Regions from separate parts of the Homo sapiens genome. Here all the other regions are linked to region 3. Evidence: chromatin contacts called from ENCODE Hi-C or POLR2A ChIA-PET data. All regions are on one chromosome and are shown on one strand. Each heading gives the region's core, a stretch centred on a gene start or an enhancer-like site at or near the end of the contact. The rest is flanking DNA. Distances are from core to core; before and after follow the strand shown. Region 1 holds the start of TSPAN3 (tetraspanin 3). Region 2 overlaps PEAK1 (pseudopodium enriched atypical kinase 1). Region 3 overlaps TMEM266 (transmembrane protein 266). Region 4 overlaps PSTPIP1 (proline-serine-threonine phosphatase interacting protein 1).

Region 1 (4,537 bases), core at 1,211-3,710, 880 kb after region 3:
TTGGGGACCCCTGAAAATTATTTTTCCTTTTAAAAAAGCCTGTAACTCTTAAAAAAGATAAATAAAAAATAAGTGAGAACACACGGTGCTTGGTTTTCTGTTCCTGCATCAGTTTGTTGAGGATGATGGCTTCCTGCTCCATCCATGTCCCTGTAAAGGACATGATCTCATTCTTTTTTGTGGCTGCGTGGTGTTCCATGGTGTATATGTGCCGCATTTTCTTTGTCCAGTCTACCACTGATGGCCATTTGGGTTGGTTCCATGTTTTTGCTATTGTGAACGGTGCTGCAGTGAATATATGCGTGCAAGTGTCTTTATAACAGAATGATTTATATTCCTTTGGGTATGTACCCAGTAGTGGGATTGCTGGGTCGAATGGTAGGAGAACGTCATATAATTTCTACATGCCAAGAAATAGTATTCTTCTTTTCATTTGTTTTCCAGTCATTTAGAAATGTAAATATTATTCTGGGCTCTCAGGTTGTAGAAAAACAGGTAGCTAACCGTTTTGTGCTCTTGGGCCAGAGATTGCTGACTCCTGGTTTATAACGAGATGCTATGAGAATTAATGACTTAATCATTGTAGAATACATTTCTCTTTATGGAATAAAAAATGTTATGGATGCATAAGTAGCAGTAGGTATATAGATACGTATTAAATTAGCAAAAGATGCCCTTATAATGGTCAGATTCACAAATCATGCCACATCTACAAAGAGAAGACTGATACGACTTTTGCTAATGGAACTGGTTCTATATGTGCATTTCATTCTTCACAATAAACTCAAGAAACTGAAAAAATAAAATAAAATAAATAAATAAGCCTGTAACTCAAATTAAAGTATAAGAAACACTGCTCTAATTGGAAAAGAAGAAATCACGGAAATGCCAATGTCGCCTGGGTGTTTGCCAACAGCTACTACCTCCCAGTTAGGACTCTTCACACACAAACGCCCCGAAGGACTCTGGCAATACAAGTGTGTAGCAAGTGCTTTTTAACATATAACCATCCTTTTATGAGACAGCTGTCAGGATATGAAGTTTTATCCCTTGTTGGGGGGTCGGGGGAGGAGGAAAGGATTCTTTCCAGAACAGGTGTGCGTATGCGTGGGAGGGAGGAGCTGAATGGGGAGGAGGAAGAGGCACAGTATGGTTAACCGGAATGTTCAAGGAGTGCTCTGGCGACTGTGGACAGAGCAATCTGTCCAGGGCACTCAAGTGTTTAAGGAAATGACAAGTTCAGAGAGGCAAGGTGATTTGGGACCAGACTGAGGACTTCTGCTCCAAGACCAGGGGAAGGAGTTGAACCTTATTCTACCGCTGAAGCTTCTGTTTTCCTTATTTTCAGATCAAGTGATGTGATAGAGGAAACGTTTTAAAAGATTTATCCGGGTGCAAAGTCCAGATGGGCTGGAGGGTGGAGAGACGGATAGGAACAACTTAGGTTACTATAAAAGTCCCTGATGAGATAAGGACCCAAACTAAGATGACATAAACATTCCTTTCAAAGAGGGTGTACCCCTTAAAAATTCATAAGCCACCTTTTATTGAAAGTGAACTCATCACTTTCAAAATCTTGTGACATCTCCATCATATATTTAACCAAGAGTTATAATCTCACAGTTTGGTCACCCCCATGACCAAAACAAATAGACCGATGTTCTTGGTCAATGGATTATTTGGCTCCTCGAGTTGAAACCCTTCATTTTCTGGGCTGGTGACAGTCAGCCGGTTCTCCACACACAAAGGGCGTTAAGTGGAACCCCCGCCCCGGCTCCGCAGCGTCCCCGCGGATCTGCCCGCCTCGGGACGGCCACTCGTCTGCGAGGCCCCGACAAAGAGCGCGGAACCTGAGCCTCTGGCGAAGATCCTATTTCGAGCCCGACGTCCTGCTACAGTCTGCAATAAGCGCTCTCCGTCCAGCCGGCGACTCCGGGGGGGGGAGACTGGGGCGCCTGGCACGGAGCCAGCCCGCGTGGGCCGAGCGCGGAGGCGCCGGCTGGAGGCCGTGGAGTCCCTGAAGGCCTCCCCTCGCTGTCCTCCGCGCCCAGGCTCCCGGCTTGGTCCGGCAGGGACCTCGCGAAGCGGCCTCACACCCGGCCCTCCCCTCGCCTCAGCCGCCTGAGGGCCCGCGCGCGGCCCCCGCGCGCCCGCCCAGGCCCAAGCCCGGCCCCCACGGGCGCCTCCGCCGCGGCCTCGCCCGGCCCCGCCGCCGGCCCCTCGCTCTGCCCGGCCCCGCTCACCCAGAAGATGAGGTTGAGAAAGACCAGCACGGTCTTGGAGGAGGTGATGCCGCACTGGCCCATGGCGCCGGTGGCCCGCGAAGGCCCGGCCCGGAGAGCGGGGCTGCGCTCACCGAGAGAGCGGCAATGGCGGCGGCGCCTCCTCGCTAGGAACTGCACGGCCTGCGCGGCGCTCCCCGCAGCCCCTGCGCCGTCGCGCAGCCCCGACCCCAGCAAGTGCCTCGCTCCTCCGCGCAGCCGCCGCAGTCCCCTCAGGGCTCCCGCGCCGCTCCCTGGCAACCGAGTCCCGCCCCACGCGGCCGGTAGCTTCAGCCAATCGCCTCTGCGGAGGCTGCAGTGAGGCCACGCCTCTTAAAGGAGCCAAGGCCTCAGCGCCTTTTCTTGGCCTCTGGCCGCCCTTGGACGCAGATGGCTCCCTAGGGAGGTTCTGGTGGACCAAACCCACTCTCCTCCTATGACTATGCCACCCTTATAGATGATTCAGAGCCCTCTGAGTGCTATCTTTCTACCTAGCCCATTCTCCCCTAGGAAGGTTGGAGACACTAATCTCTGCCTGACCAGATTCTCCTGACCAGGTTAAAATCTTGGCAGCACTGTTGGTGAGAAGTGCAAAGAAAAACAACAAATACTTATGGAGAAACTTATTGTACCAGGCGCTGGGCTAGACCTCAGAAGAGTCAGAGAGGAGAAAAGGCTGGTGATGGCGTTAGCAAGGCAGAGACATGTTTGTGTGGGTGAGTGGTTGGGAACAAGTTCTATTCCAGGGTAGTAAGTTTTGGACCAAGATTCGCAACGATTACAGAAACATCTCTTTGCATTGCAACATTTCACATTCTTCCCCCAATCTTGAATCCGTCATAGCAATTAATTATTGGGTGCTCACCCGGTGCCAGGCTCCATTAGTTCATTTAACCCCCACCACAACCCTGGATGGAAGGCACTATGGTTATCAGCCTCATTTTACTGATCGGGTAATTGAGGCTTAGAAAGGTTAAGAAGTTCGCCCAGAGCCACACATAGTAAGTGGTCTAGTGCAAAAAACACATCATCAGTCACACAATAAACTGCCTCTGTTTGCTGTCTTTCCTGCCATTATAATCCTGCACTCCCTCCTTGACCGCGCCCGTAAGGATTTCCATTTACTGGTCTTTATCAGCTCGCTCTCATGCAATCTCCCCCACTCATCACCTTTCCCAGGCACTCTCAGAAGTACCTGTTAATCTCAGCATCCTGTGCATTTACACCAAGCAGCAGCAACAGCCATTTATTCACTCATCAAACTTGCCGCGTGTCCCCTCTGGGCCTCACTGTTGTCGGTGGTGGATATTCCACTGTGAGCAAGACGTATCCTTCCTTCCATGGCTTACATTCGTTCGGGCAGAGGAGGCAGACCATAAACAAACGGGCAAGTGGGTATATGACATGAGGTAGTGTTAGGAAACAATTCAGAGGAAAGGAATAGAGTGATGAGAGGAGTCCTCTCTGAGGAGAGAACATTGGAGGGGACCCAAGGGAGGTGAGGGGAACAGCCCAAAGATGAGAGCAGCAAGGACAAAGGCCCAGAGACCGGAACATGATCACTGTGCTGTAGGAAGGGGAACACAGAGAGCCTAGTGTGCTGGAGGTGAGCGAGGCCGGATCACCAACAGCCTACTACGCCAGGCAGAAGCCTTTGAGCAGACCAGTAACACCATCTAAGTGTTTCAAGTGCCATTCTTGCCATACCATGGAGGTCCTAGTTAAAGAAAGAAAAATGATGGGCTCTCAAACATGATTCCCTTTGAACATCTATCTTCTTGACGCCTCTGCCCTCTGTAAATTTCTCTGTCTGCTTTGCTCTGAGTGCTTTTCCTCCTTTTCCAAAACATCCCCTTTGCATTTCTTCATCCTCATCGTGTCCCTTCTCATTTCCCTGTGAAGGTCTCATCAAGTCCTTCTTGTGCCTTCTCCTTGAGTGGGTCTCAGACCCCCCCCCCCCCCACATTACAATCATCTGGGCCACACAGACAAACTCCATCAGATTCTCTGGGGGCGAGCCTCAGGGAATCAGGTGTTTTTCAAAAACACACCAGGTGATTCGAATATGCTGTTGGGGCTGCAAACCACAGTTCTGAGTTTACAAGCATGGTCATGCCTCTCCTATCCTAAAAAGAAAAGCCTCTCACTTAAACACCATGTTTTACTTTTTCTTTCTTCTCTTAGCCAAAGTTCCTAAAAGAGTCATCTCATCCAGTGCTTCTCAGACTTTGCCTTGCGCACAGATCACCTGAGGATGCAGACTCCAGGTGGTGGGG
Region 2 (4,249 bases), core at 520-3,019, 990 kb after region 3:
TAGGTGATCAATAAATAGTTATTAAGGTATTCAAGAAAATGAATGCCTAGAGAACTGATTTGGGTATGCAATCTGTCTAGCTGAACTGAATATTATACTACTGGGTCTCAGTCTCAATACTCAACTTCTCCTATTTCACCCACATGCTAAATAACTATAAATTGCTTGCTTACCACCCTCCATTTTTTTCCACAACACTTGGAAGGAGGACAGAAAGAGACAGCAATAAAAAAACAAATATTCCCTTAAAATAAGTAATGCATATAGAGATAACACCTTCATAAAAAACAAAAAGAATTGCTGGAAGAGCTTTATTTCATTTACAGTGAGGGAAAGAACAGTACCACCATTTATTCATTTGATCCTGTTTCTTCCTCACACTACCATCACATTCCAAAACAACACATTATTTATTGCTATTAAGGTGTTATGGATTTGCTTTTCTATGCTAAAGTTCCTCTGCATTCACCAGAATGCAGTAGGCTACTTAAGCCAAAGATCCAGGGCTATAAACCTTGTTCAGTGCAGTAAGATCACTTTAATACTATTCTAATCTTGGAATGCAGTTATAAAGATAGATGATGGCCACAGAGTGCTACTTACAAACAGAAATGGTTCTTATGCAATCTTAAAAGATATAAAAAACTTAGCACCTGAAAATGTGTTAAAAAATTCCCATATTCTTCCAGTCTATTTTACATACCTGAGAATCTTTTTAGGAATCTGTGATGGAGAAGAATGACTCCTCTTCTTCTCTGAGTCCTGTAGTAATGCATTCTCTGCTCTACCCTTCTCCATGACTGCTGCCTGGTCTGTCCTAGCCTTGCTCTGATCCACACTGAGCTGGCCTTGAGCAGGGTCGCACCTGTACATGAAGACAATGGCTGGTTTCTCACTGGACTCTCCTTTCGCCTCTGTGAACCAGTGATGGCGCTGAACTGGAGGAGGAGGCAGCATGTGAATGACTGTGCCATCCAGGCCCACCAGTTTCCCTTTCTCTCGCTCTTTCTCTTTGTCATCCTCCTCATCTGTTTTCCGACGGCGGAAGAAGCTTTTAAATGATATCCAGCGCTTAGGTTTTGCATCAGCTGCCCGCCTGCTGCCTTCAGAGTGCAAAACTGATTCAGCTTCTGTTGACCTGGTAGGGCTGGTTGGCTTGGTCCAGTTGGTGAAATGCCTCTGCAAAAGGTTACCTGCATGGTAAGGAGAAGAAGTAGAGCGTGGCGGGGGAAAGGGAGCTGGTGGCTCACTTTGGGGGCTAGTCACTAATTTGGAGGGAGAGGGGGTGACTGGCTTTATGGATGGGTCTTTCTGTACTTTGGTGGTAGGACTGTCTGTGGTCTGAGGTGCTTCAGCCTCACCACTAGGCTGAGATGTAAAGAGAGATTTGGGCCGGACTGGCGTACTCTTAGGTGTGCTCTTAGCAACATCAGCATCTGGAGGAATGGCATAAAGCTCTTCCACACTGCAAGCTTTAGGGCCAGATTGAGGTGTTTCTGGAGGAGACTGTGGGGGTTGGATTGAAGCCACAATCTGAGAAAGCACTGTGCTTGCTTTCTCTCTGGTGCTGCTGCTGCCCACCATCTGAGACTCCTGAGTGCCTTCTATTTTGGCCACAGGCTCTTGAGTGGCTCTCTGGATCTTTGCTGGGGAGCTGTGGCTGGAACTATAGCTTCTCTGTGGTGAAGACTGACCTCTGTTGAGACAGTTGTTAAACTCTTGAACCTTCTGAGCCACTGAGCCCCTTTTATGCTCTGTGCTGTTTGAAAACCCTTTAGTTTGAAGACAGTCAGTGGTTTTGCTAGTGGTGTTATCAGGCACTTTGCTTTCTGTTTCTATTTCTTCATAAGTATGGCTTATTACACTTGTGGTTTTTTCCTTCACTGAGAGTTCTCCACTTGTTCCCAGAAAACTTTTGTAGATAGCTAGATTGTCATATGCATTTGGATTGATAACAATGGGAACTTTGATAGCATTTTTGGAACTCCGAGCATAAGTTGGCTCGTCATGAATGATAATTGGAAAAGGTGGCATACCAGCATTGTTATAACTATTAAATTTAATTTCAGACAAATTAGGTGACTTAACAGGGATGGTTTTGGAGGAAATGTTTGTAGCTGTGGGTGATGTAGGTGCTGATTTGTGACAGTTTTTCCTTGGAGGAACATTTGGTCCAGTTCCACTAGTAATTAGTTCTACTTTAGGTATCTTTTGTCGTGGACTGGTGCTAGAAGTCCATACTTCTTGGTATCGAATTGCACTGGATTTTTGGAAATGGGCACTTATTTGTCCTGGTGTCAATGAAGATGATGTAACTGGAGAGTTTGGAGTAGAGGATGAGCTTTTTGTCTTGGGGCTGTTAACAGGGCCCTCGAGGTGCTCACTGGCCATGGCTGCTGACACATCCACGACAGTATATGGCTTGCACAATGGCTGTTCCAGGTTCACAACTCGGTAAGGTTTTGCTTGCTCTTCTGTGGGGACAAGGTTTATGGTTACTGCTTGCCCAGCAACATCTGTAGAGGCTTTACTTTCTTCCTTCTCAGTTTGTACAGCAATCTTGCCATCTTTCTCTTCTAATCGGAGAGCAAGGACTGCTTTGTGGGTCTCTGGAACTTTTATTGAGCTTTTGGAAGCCTGTGATGAATCTTTATCCTGATTATTACTAGAGGGACTTTCATAATTGGGCTCAATTTCCTTCATGTCCTTAGAATCTCCTGGGTTACCAGGAGATAATCCCCCATTACAAATCTTCTGGGATAAACTACTGGCTGTCTCAGAACGTGATTCTTCTGTTAAAGAAGAATCTGGTGATGTGGAGTCAGATGACACCATGCTCTGAATGCTTCCTTGTCCATAAGAGACCACAGAATTTTCCTCATAACCATTCAGGATTTCATCATAGCTGTCATCATAGTCCACAGCACAGATTCTCTGCAGAGACTTGTTTCGCAGGGGGATGGTATTCCATTTTTTGTCCACAAAGAATCGAACAGGAGACAATGTGTTTGCTCTGAAGTTGGCAAAGCGAGGTTGCCCTCTCATGCGAATCTCCATGGCCAACAGCTCTTCATCACTCTCATCCCAACTCTCGTGCTCCTCCTCCATGTTACTGAAAAGTACATCCTCTTCACTCTCCTCGCCACTGGAAAACTCTGGGTAACAGAACCGGCCCCCTTCATTACTAATCACTTCTGTGCTCCCACTCAGAATAACATGCTTGCCCTGAGTTTCCTTTATCCCACCTATCATGCAACTTGGTGGAAGCTTTCTTTCCAATGATCGTTTATAGCAATCATTTATTCTTCCCAAGAATGTTTCTCTGGAGTTTGTTTCATTTCCTCTTATCTGAGGGGCAGTATCCAAGCCTGCTATCTCCTTTAACACTTCAGTTAGTCCATTATTGTTATCTGACATCTTCTTTGCACTATCATTATTGCCATAAGGCTTAGGAACATGGCTAATTCCTTCATCATCTTCATTATTATTGTTAAGTGGTTTCTGACTCAAGGCAGCTCTGTTTCGGTTCCACCCTATGATGACAGGTTTGTTCTCACAGTGTTCTTGGATGCTAAGCTCACCACATATACTTTGCCCATCTGCCACTATCATAGTGGGCTTCACAGCTATAGTGGGTTTTTTAGCCACAGGAGGCCGGAAATTGCCCGTGTTCCTGATGCGGTGGTTGTTACTGTGATTGGCATTAGTTTTCACATTGCCATGGGTGATGGGTGCCTTCTCAGGGTCTGGGGGAAGCTGGTGCAAACTTTTAGGTTTAAAGCAATTCTTGCATTCACCAGGTTTCCAAACATGTTCAGTAAAGGTGTTACAAGCAGACATTTTTAAAAATAGAACTTCACAGACAATGCTTTTCTTTCAGTGCATGACAAAACTTTCATCTGTTAGTTTTCACTTCCCCTATGTGTTACAGCAGCTCTTCTAAGAATGATCAATCTGTGGAGGGGAAAAGAAGACAAAAAATCTGAATGAAAAAGGCACTATGAGACTTACCATTATTAGTGACTTGAAAAAACTGACTCCATTCCTAAACTTTTCCTTAAATTAAAAGACTGAGAGCTAAACTAATTTGTGTACTTTGTAATTTCCCTTTAGCCAATCAGCATTTGGAAAGTGAGCTTTTTAACTATAATTTTATGCACTCTTATCTATCCATACATAATCTTCAGCTTGATGTCTCTGTTGCAATGATTCTGTGACCTTCCCTCCCAGAAATGCCTTTGATACCACT
Region 3 (4,610 bases), core at 561-3,060:
GGAGGCTGAGGTGGGAGGATCACTTGAACCCATGAGTACAAGGCTGCAGTGAGCTATGATCATGCCACTGCACTTTAGTGTGGCAGACAGAGTAAAACCTTGTCTCAGAAAAGAAAGAAAGAAAAAGACAGAGAAAGAGAAAGGAGAGAGGGAGGAAGGGAAGGAGGGAAGTAAGGAAGGGAGGAAGGGAGGAAGGAAGGGTAGGTCTCTGTCCATCGTGACAATCTTGTCTCAAAAAAAGAAAGAGGGAGCAGAGAAAGAAGGAGGGGAGGGAGGGAGGAAGGAAGGAAGGAAGGAAAGAAGGAGGGAAGGAAGGAAGGCCTCTTTAAGTCTTGTCCATCAGGACAAAGAGGAAAGAGGTTTTAGTGAATTGCGGGGAAATGAAGACTAGACAAGAAAGTGGCAACTGATTGAACAGAGTGGGGCATGTGTCACTAAAGTGCTCACAGAGGAGGACAGTGAGGGAAATGGGGTACTTTTCCCCTCGGAACCCCTGAGAGTCTGGGAGGAAGGGGGTGTAGTGTGAAGCTGACACTGGGTGGGGGTGGCTAAAGGTCTGCATGCATAATATTTGAGATCCCAAGACACCCTCCCAAATCCTGCATGGCCAGGAGACTGAGCTCCCCCACCCTGCAAGAGTCAAGGGGTTTGTCCTTGGGAGAAAATGAACCAGGGGGCTCTGCATGTGGGCACTGGGTTAGGCAGGGACCTGGGGAAAGGTGGAGGGCTGAAAATGAGGATTAAATGAAAATCTTTCCCCCTAAAAGTGGGACCCTCTGCCCTATTCCCCTGCCCTACTCCCAGCACAGAGGCAACCAAAATTATAGCCTCAGGCAGGAAGCTGAAAACCTGCAGTCCCAGAGACCGAACCTATAGACACTGACATTGGGAGGCTGTCCAGTGCCAGGTTGCTGCCTGGCCACCCTGTTGTTGGTGAATGCTTTTAGTTGTATGTGTTTTACGTTCATAAAAGTAAAATCAACAAAATATTAAAATAAATACACAATAATATCAGAAGGTGATAAGTTCAATGCAGAGAATTCAGATAGGCTGATGCAACTGAGTGCCTGGGGGGCTGCCCTAGGTGGTGGGTCAGGGAAGGCCCCTCTGAGGGGGGCCACCGTGTGATCTGGGACAGAGGAAGCAGCTGAGAACGCGGCCCTGAGACCAGCGCATGCTTGGTATCTTTACAGAACCAGAAGAAGGATTGCGTCTTGGGGTCAGGTCACGGGAGAGAGGATGAGACAAGTTGGTCAGGTGGGCAGGGCCAGATGGTGCACGTGCTTTGTAAGCCAAAGCTAAGGAGCTCGGGCTGTCTCCCAGGTGGGGTGGCGAACCATCGAGGTTTATGGACAGGAGTGTCATGATCTGACCTGGGTGTGGGAGAGTCCCCCTGAGTCCTGTTGGAGTGATGGCAGAGGGACACAGAAGCCACGGCTGTAGGGGCCAGAGCTGGCAGTGGAGGTGGAGGGAGGCGGGACAGCTGCTGGACTTGGGGGATGGATGGGATGTTGGGGTGGGGGAAAGGGAGGAAGCAAGGAAGGTGATTGCATTTTTGGCTCCAGCTAAAATGAGATAAAAACACTTGAGGAACAGGTTTGGAGAGACAGTGAGGAGTCCTGCTTTGACCAGATTGATTTTGCAACTCCTGTGAAAGTGATACTGTCGTGGAGGCATTGGCGATGAGAGTCTGACACCCCAGTTTGAGGGGTCAGGGCTGGCGAGGTGCATTTGCGCGGCATTGGTAAGTAGGTGACCTCTTAGGCAGGGCGCCCGGGCGTGGTATTTCTCTGTCCGCCCTCCCGACTCGCTCCGTTTAGAAGCGGTGCGAGGCGTGCGGGGAACACTAGGTGGCGGTGAAGGCTCTCCTTCCCGCGAGCCCGCGGCCGGGACCTGCAGTGTCAGACCTAAACTCCTCGTTGGCCCAGATGTCCCATGAAGGCCTTGGCGCGTGAACAGCCATCTCACCCACAAACCCAAGAGGTATCTGGAAGCCTTTCCAAGAAGCTTTCCCCAACAGAAAGTAAAACAAAATTAAAATGTGTGCAGCTTTTACAAGGCCAGGTTGCTGCCTGGCCACCCTATTGTTCATGAATGCTTTCAGCTGTGAGTGTGCTTTACCTTCGTAAAAGTAAAATCAACAAAACATTAAATACACAATAATATCAGAAGGTGATAAGTGCAATGCAGGAAATTCAAATAGGCTGCCACGCCATCTGGGAGAAAGCCCTTAAGAGGAAGCAACCCAAGTCCTCAAAGAGGTGAAAACCCCATTTTACAGAAAAGGAAACTTAGGCTGGAGAGGTGACGGGACTTGCTCAAGGCCACAGGGCCAGGAAGCCACACGGCTTGGACTGAATCGGTCTGGTCCTGGGTGCCTCCTCGTGGAGAAAACGAGCCAGTGTTCAGACCAGCGGGCAGTGACGCCAGGATGGGGTCCCCCAGGCTGGGACGGGGGCCCTGGGTGTCCTGAGGTTTCCTGTTCTGAAAGAGGCTTTCATGTTGTCGAGCACCCCTTGGGGTCACACATCTGGGCGAAGAGCTAGAACTGAATTTGCACCCAGGGCTCCTGACTCCCCGTCCAGTGGCCTTTCCACAAAGGAAACACGTTGTGTTTCCTCTCCCGGGCATCCGTGAGATGGGGGCCAGACTGCAAGGCACCTGAGACGCAGGATCGCACAGGTTGGAAAAGGCTCCGCAACCGTAAGAAGCTCTTGCGAACCGCGATGCTGGGAGATTCCTAAGGAATCATCCAGCTGCGGGAGGCTCAGCCCAGTCCTCCCCACCCCGCCCCCATGCAGGAGCAAAGCGCCCAGAGGTCAGGCTGGAGGCCCCCGCCGGCCCCTCGCCGCTGATTCAGCCTTGCCCGTCTCCCTCCGCAGTTTGAGATCCGGCAGCTGCGCGCGCACCTGGCGCAGCAGGACCTGGACCTGGCTGCCGAGCGCGAAGCGGCGCTCCAGGCCCCGCACGTGCTCAGCCAGCCGCGCAGCCGCTTCAAAGTGTTGGAGGCCGGCACGTGGGACGAGGAGACGGCGGCCGAGAGCGTCGTGGAGGAGCTGCAGCCCTCGCAAGGTAAGCCCGGGTCTCCACCCGGCCCCAGAGTGTCACGGCCGGGGATCCCCCTCGCCTCCCTCTCGCGCCCCGGGACTGTGCGCAGAGTGGATGGGGTTCCTTTCAGGTGTGTGCCCCTCCTTCACTCGTGATTGGGGGACACGCTCAGATCAGTAGCCTCGGTACTGCCTGTCAGAGCCCAGGAGAGAGCATGTAGTCCAGCCACCGACCCAAACTAGAAATGACTCGTCCCCATTTCATGCCTGTGGCCACTGGCGTGCGTTGTGTGTGGTGTCTTCCCTGTCCTCGCGGTAGCCGGAGGAGGAGGTGTGACTTTTCTGTTGTATGGCTGAAGAAACCGAGACCCAGGAAAGCCGTCCAAAGGCGCATCGCTAATAAGTGGCAGAGCCAGGCTTCCAGACAGAGGTCTGGGGCTTCCTACTGGACTACCACCTACTGGGGCCCAAACAAGTCCAGGCCCGGGGCCACAGTAGCCCAGAGCTTGAGCCTTGCAGACGGTGAGAATTCACGAGACGGTGATGTTGGTGGAGATGGGAACACGAGCGATAGCCCAGGGTAGGGTCCTGTATGGAAGGGAGTTATTTCGAGATTCAAATCCCAACTCTTCTGTCAGCCAGTTATGTGATGGGACTCTCTTGGGGCCTTAGTTTTGCCAGCTGTCAAGTAGGAGCAGTACTGAGGCTTCCTCACAGGGCTGCTGCGAGGCTCAGAGGTTTCGGGAATTGCACGGGGCCACCCAAGCCAGGAAATGGTGGTACTGGGCTGGGAACTCGGGCTGTGGGACCCAAAACCCCAGCTTCATCCAGGAGCCACTCTGCCTTGGCATGCCGTGTCCCCTGCAGGGCAGTGAGGACGCAGCCGGGCAGGCTGAGCAGCTGGGGAGGCAAGAGGCCTGAGCTCCAGCCTCTGCCACTCCTCAGCTCCATGACTGGAGGCTTCAGTGTTCCCTTCTGTAAAATGGACTCTTAACTCCAGCTCTGTCTGCCTCACAGGACTTACGAGGAACCGATGGGTGTGAGAAAGCTCTGAGGGCTGTAAGGCACTGCAACACTGCAAACAGCTTTTGGGAAACGAATGGTTGCTTTTTTTTTGGAGACAGGGTCTCACTCCTGGAGTGCAGTGGTATCATAATAGTTCACTGCCACCTCAGACTCCTGGGCTCAAGTGATCCTCCCACCTCAGCCTCCTGAGTAGCTGGGATCATAGGTGTACACCATCTCACCCAATTAATGTTTTTATTTTTGTAGAGGTGGGGTCTTGCTATGTTGCCCAGGCTGGTCTCAAAGTCTTGGCCTCAAGTGGATCCTCCTGCCTCAGCCATGGAAAGTGCTAGGTTTATAGGCATGAGCCACTGTGTCCAGCCACTCTTTTGAGAGATCTTCAGATCTTAGAAACATAGGATTTGGGGGCTAGAGGGGATTTCTGGGTCCAGCCCTTCAGCTGATGTGAGAATCCCCTCTATAACTCTCTGCCATGAGCCATGCAGCCTCAGCTCGCCCTCCTCTAAGTGCTTCATACCTCCCTGGGGAACCCACCCC
Region 4 (4,421 bases), core at 1,578-4,077, 840 kb after region 3:
GTGTGTGCCAGAGTGTACACACACGTGTGAGCGACTGTGATGCCTGCAGAGGCTCAGGGATGCAGGATGAACGACTGTGTGCGCACGTGTGTTGGGGTGGGAACTCCCCAGCTGGAGACGAAGCTCTGGCCAAGGTCTGCAGCAAGGACCTCACGGCACACCCATGCCCTGTGATTCTCTGTGGCCTTCCATTGTGAGGGTCACTGTGAAGCAGCAGGCTCTGGGGGAGGGAGGGCAGCCTGTCACCCTCTCTCCAGAGCCAGGAGAGGTGCTGCGCCTCATCCCAGGGACACTCCGTCCTCTTGGCCTAGGGGAGCCTCCCGAGGCCGCGGCCCTCGGCTCAGAACCTCGTGTCCCCTGCAGTATGAGGCCGTCATGGACCGGGTCCAGAAGAGCAAGCTGTCGCTCTACAAGAAGGCCATGGAGGTGAGCGCCAGGGCCTGGGGCCGCGGCCTTCCCTCGAGGAGCAGCGCAGGTCTCAGGGTGCGATCCTGGGCTGTGGCCCCGGGCAGGGCATTTGGAACAGGCTGACCTCAGCCTTGGTCCTCGGACCTCGGCCTTGGGCGCACCAGCCTGCGGGGCGCTTGGGCCCGTGCTGGGCGCTATGGCCCCGTGGGGATGGTCCCGGGCCCTTCCCTTGTGGGGCTCGTGAATGAAGGGCAGATGAAGTCAGCTGGGGACTCCAGGGGTGGAGGGAGGAGGGACCCCTGAGCTTGATCCTGCGAGACGCTGGACAGGAAGGGAGAGGGGCTCCTAAGAGGGCGCGGCGTGGCGAGGGGCGTGGCGAGGGGCGTGCCCTCGCCGAAGAGCACAGCCCAGGAGGCGGGGCCCGGGGCAGGCCGCGCTGTCCTCAGTGGGGAGGGCCTGAGAGCAGGACTACCAGCAGCCCCCACGCCTTCTCTATCTCCTTCCGGACCCCCAGATCCCTGTCCCTGGTGAGGATGCCCCCACTCCACCCGCAACCCTCGCCAGGGAAAAAGGGAGGCTGGGCTAAGGGAGCCTCACTCCCGGGGACCACAGAACAGGGCTGTGCAGCCCCCAAGTCACGCCCCTCCACACCCCCAGTCCAAGAAGACATACGAGCAGAAGTGCCGGGACGCGGACGACGCGGAGCAGGCCTTCGAGCGCATTAGCGCCAACGGCCACCAGAAGCAGGTGGAGAAGGTGCGCTGGGCTGCTGGGCCGTGTGGGTCGCCCAGGGCTGGGGGCAGTGGGGGAGGCAAGGAAGGGGTGCCGTAGACACCCCCAGGCAAGATCTGCATCTGGGGATGCTGCTTAGCCCTCTCTGACCCCCAATCTCCCCATCTGTGAAATGGGTTTCCTGGAGAGAACCTCAGGCCATGGACAGGCAGGTCAGCTGGATCCCCTTTGCCACCGTCAGGCGGCACTCAGGGACCCATTCCTCGGTGCAGGCCCACTGAGGCCCACAGGGTGATGAGAGCAGACGCCAACCCTCACACAACCTTGGAGAAGGGCTCAGTAGGCCCATGTCACAGAGAGGAAACTGAGGCTCACAGTAAGTGACTTGTCTAAGGTCTCAGAGCCAGGAAGCAGCAGAAAAGGGACCCCCAACTCAGGTGGTCTAGAGCCCATGCTCCTGATGCTGTGGCCCCTAGGCCAGAGTGGGGGTATCAGAGCTCCCAGAGCCCAGGAAACACATCACTCATTGCACAGACAGGAAGGCTGAGGCCCAGAGAGGGAAGTGGCCTGAGGGTGAGCTGGGGGCAGTCAGTCAGGGGCCAGAGCCCAAGTCCCAGCCAGGGGGCTCAGCAGTAGTTGCACCTCTCCTGTGGGTTGTGGTCTCACTCTTCACAGGCATCCTCCTGGGCTCGGTTCCTGTCTTCGTTCTCTTTCCATGGAGCTAGCCTGTGGTCCTCTGTGGGCGGAGGTTGCTTGTGGATGATGGCATCTGCCCATAGTTGGCTCCTGAATGTTCCCCCCAGGGTGGCCGGGGAAGCTTGACAGTCACTTCAGGTCTGCTGGGGTGGGCCCTGGCTCCTGGGGCAGGGGCTTAGCGCTGCTTCCCCTCTGTTTCCTCAGAGTCAGAACAAAGCCAGGCAGTGCAAGGACTCGGCCACCGAGGCAGGTATGTGGGCCTGGCTGCCCCGTCCGACCAGGGCGGAGGCCTGGGCGGTACTCCCCACACACACCTCCTCACCCTGGGGACACACACACTCCCCCTGGCTGCACAATCATGGGCGCGGCGCTCTCATTCCAGATATGTGCCGTCAAAGTAAACGCTGTGTTCCCCCATTCGCCAGCCCTTCTTGGCGCTTCATGTGTTCAGTCCTCACAGCTGCCCTCCGAGGTGGCTGCTGTTACTGTTCCCTTTCTTAACAGATGAGGAAACAGAGGCACTAAAAGGTCCAGTACTTGCCCCAGGTTACAGCTGCATTTGAACCCAGGCCATCGGGCTTCAGAGCCCAGGACTTGTGCACATAGCCTTCTCTGGGCCTCTGTCCTTCACTTGATGCCCGAATCCTACCAACACTCTTGTCCCTGCTGGTGCCCCACCCACCAGACACAGCACCCACCCTCCTCCCTTCCCCTGGGAAGGCCTCTCCCTTCTGCTCTGCCTTTACTGGGACTCAGCTACTCCCTCGGCTGGGGGACAGGTGACCTCCAGAGATCTGGGCACAGAAGTTGTGACCCAAGCCTGTGGGACTCCACCCCTCCTCCAGCGCCCTCTCAGCTGCCTTCTCTGAACCTCAGTTTCCCCTCTGGAAAGTGAGGTGGGGCGCCCAGAGATGCCCAGAGGCCAATACTCTGGACTTGCATATATGAGGCTCCACTCCAGCCCTCAGGCAGCTCAGAGCACAGTTGGGGAGCAGCAGCAGCACCAGCGTGGGTGGCCCTGACGGGCATTCAGATGAGGCCCCGCCATCTGCTAGGGCAGGTCCCATGGGGGAGGCGGGGCTCCCAGTGGGAGGAGGCATCCAGGATGGGACCTGCTGGAGTACAGGGGTGGAGGAGCTCGTGTCAGGGCCCTCCCTGAGGCTGCCTGCGCTTTCAGAGCGGGTATACAGGCAGAGCATTGCGCAGCTGGAGAAGGTCCGGGCTGAGTGGGAGCAGGAGCACCGGACCACCTGTGAGGTGAGTGGCCCACGTGGAGCCTCGTTTTCCCCAGCTGGGAAGTGTGAGACGCCCATCCCTACTCCAGCTGCTTAAAGGGGCCCAAGTGAGGCAGTTGGGGAAGGTACCTGTTACTCACTCGTTTATTCAGCCTCCTGCTCACAGGCCTGTGCTGGGCCCTGGCCCTGTTGCTTGTCGCCTGGCCTTGAGTCCTGGGCCCCTTCGTTGCAGGCAGGCATTCTTCCACCCTCTTTGTTGAAGCCAAAACTGGGACTTGGACTAAACCCACAGCCTCTCTGGGTGCTGCCGATGGACAGGGCCTGGGGAACAGGGCTCAGGACTCCCGTCCGAGGTCCCTCTCACTACCCTTCTGCCTCGGTGTGGTGCAGCCTGAAGGGAGGCTGGGGCAGGGACCCCCTGGGCATCTCCACCTCCCTCCCTGCAGCCTCAGGGCTGGCCCGGAGTCGGGATGGGGACCCCAGGGCACTCTCTCCTTTGGACTGGGCTTCCAGCAGAGAGGGCTGGCCTGGTCAGCTCCGGCTGAGCTGTGAATGGGGCCCAGCCTGGCCGGGCCCTGCAGCCGCCTCCTCACTGCTCACCTCCCTCCCACTGCCCCCAGGCCTTTCAGCTGCAAGAGTTTGACCGGCTGACCATTCTCCGCAACGCCCTGTGGGTGCACAGCAACCAGCTCTCCATGCAGTGTGTCAAGGATGATGAGGTGGGGGCTGAGGGCCTTGGTGTGGGGTAAGGTAGGGCAGCCTCTAGGCAGCAAAGCACCCAGGTCCATCTGAGCCGGTCAACAAGCACCTGGTCCTCTGTGATCCAAGCCTGGCCCCAGGGGTCTCAGGCCTCAGCAGCTCAGCCTTTGCCCCCAGAACCCCAAGACAGGAGCTCAGTACCACACAGGGCCATGGCTTCTCTGCCTGGAAGATGATGACTCTGTGGTTCCCCTGACTTCCTCCTTATGCCTCAGAGCCACAGAGCACCTGCCCCCTCTGCCGGGGATGGGAGGGGAGGTGGACACAGCTGTCAGAGGTTGGCAGAAGCTGGAGGACCGTGGCTGCTCTGCTCTAGGCCTGGTGCTTGCAGGAGCCGAGGCGCAGTCCTTCCTCTGCTCCCCACATCTCCAGGGTGTCCTGGTTCCCCTTACTGAGCCCAACCTGCTGGGTGGGTCCTCCCCAGCAGAGAGGGCCCCCAGCCAGGGTCCCTGAGCTCTGTGGATGGATGCAGCCCAGCACACGGCTCTCCCGGGCAGCCCTGGCCCCCTTGCCTGCTGTGTTTCCTGCCTGACGCTCCTGTCCGGGGCTGTGGGGGTTGATTTTCTTGTTGTTTTTGCCCAAGTGACTCGA

Evidence for each region. A loop is a pair of places that touch in the nucleus more often than their neighbours do. ChIA-PET counts read pairs that join two places held with the same protein, here RNA polymerase II (POLR2A). Pooled maps may share reads with other maps.
Region 1: a loop to region 3 is called in a map of gastrocnemius medialis, with 3 times the contacts of the local background. The contact joins the promoter of TSPAN3 here to the enhancer-like site in region 3. A Hi-C loop is called at or near these places in 2 of 168 maps with a recorded cell type or tissue (aorta and gastrocnemius medialis), 1 of 37 single-sample maps with no recorded cell type and 4 of 50 pooled maps. POLR2A ChIA-PET finds 5 or more read pairs at or near these places in 1 of 52 experiments (A673).
Region 2: a loop to region 3 is called in a pooled map, with 2.8 times the contacts of the local background. The contact joins two enhancer-like sites. A Hi-C loop is called at or near these places in 1 of 37 single-sample maps with no recorded cell type and 2 of 50 pooled maps. POLR2A ChIA-PET finds 5 or more read pairs at or near these places in 1 of 52 experiments (PC-9).
Region 4: a pooled map shows a loop between it and region 3 (8-fold over the local background). The contact joins two enhancer-like sites. A Hi-C loop is called at or near these places in 1 of 168 maps with a recorded cell type or tissue (endothelial cell of umbilical vein), 5 of 37 single-sample maps with no recorded cell type and 8 of 50 pooled maps. POLR2A ChIA-PET finds 5 or more read pairs at or near these places in 2 of 52 experiments (activated CD8-positive, alpha-beta memory T cell and activated T-cell).

Annotation. Positions count from the first base shown.
Region 1 is chr15:77,068,649-77,073,185 of GRCh38, forward strand. TSPAN3 (tetraspanin 3) reads right to left here and starts at 2,461. Exons shown (of 7, transcript NM_005724.6): 1 at 2,244-2,461. The coding sequence starts at 2,306. RefSeq lists a silencer at 1,928-2,627 and an enhancer at 2,768-2,827.
Region 2 is chr15:77,178,087-77,182,335 of GRCh38, forward strand. It overlaps PEAK1 (pseudopodium enriched atypical kinase 1), which reads right to left. Exons shown (of 10, transcript NM_001385026.1): 7 at 704-3,954. The coding sequence starts at 3,840. Among named protein-coding and RNA genes, the nearest start is that of LINC00597, 45 kb to the right of the region's middle. RefSeq lists enhancers at 1,769-1,908, 3,750-3,839. Within about 2 kb of position 1,770, at least 4 of the 41 ENCODE cell types and tissues checked have a DNase peak (open chromatin) inside an H3K27ac peak, as active enhancers do.
Region 3 is chr15:76,189,086-76,193,695 of GRCh38, forward strand. TMEM266 (transmembrane protein 266) reads left to right here. Exons shown (of 11, transcript NM_152335.5): 9 at 2,883-3,072. Among named protein-coding and RNA genes, the nearest start is that of ETFA, 120 kb to the right of the region's middle. RefSeq lists a silencer at 1,012-1,165 and an enhancer at 1,947-2,016. Within about 2 kb of position 1,811, at least 5 of the 41 ENCODE cell types and tissues checked have a DNase peak (open chromatin) inside an H3K27ac peak, as active enhancers do; they include gastrocnemius medialis, where a contact is called at or near this core.
Region 4 is chr15:77,027,489-77,031,909 of GRCh38, forward strand. PSTPIP1 (proline-serine-threonine phosphatase interacting protein 1) reads left to right here. Exons shown (of 15, transcript NM_003978.5): 6 at 364-426; 7 at 1,066-1,164; 8 at 2,041-2,086; 9 at 3,014-3,093; 10 at 3,692-3,790. Among named protein-coding and RNA genes, the nearest start is that of PSTPIP1, 35 kb to the left of the region's middle. Within about 2 kb of position 2,828, at least 2 of the 41 ENCODE cell types and tissues checked have a DNase peak (open chromatin) inside an H3K27ac peak, as active enhancers do.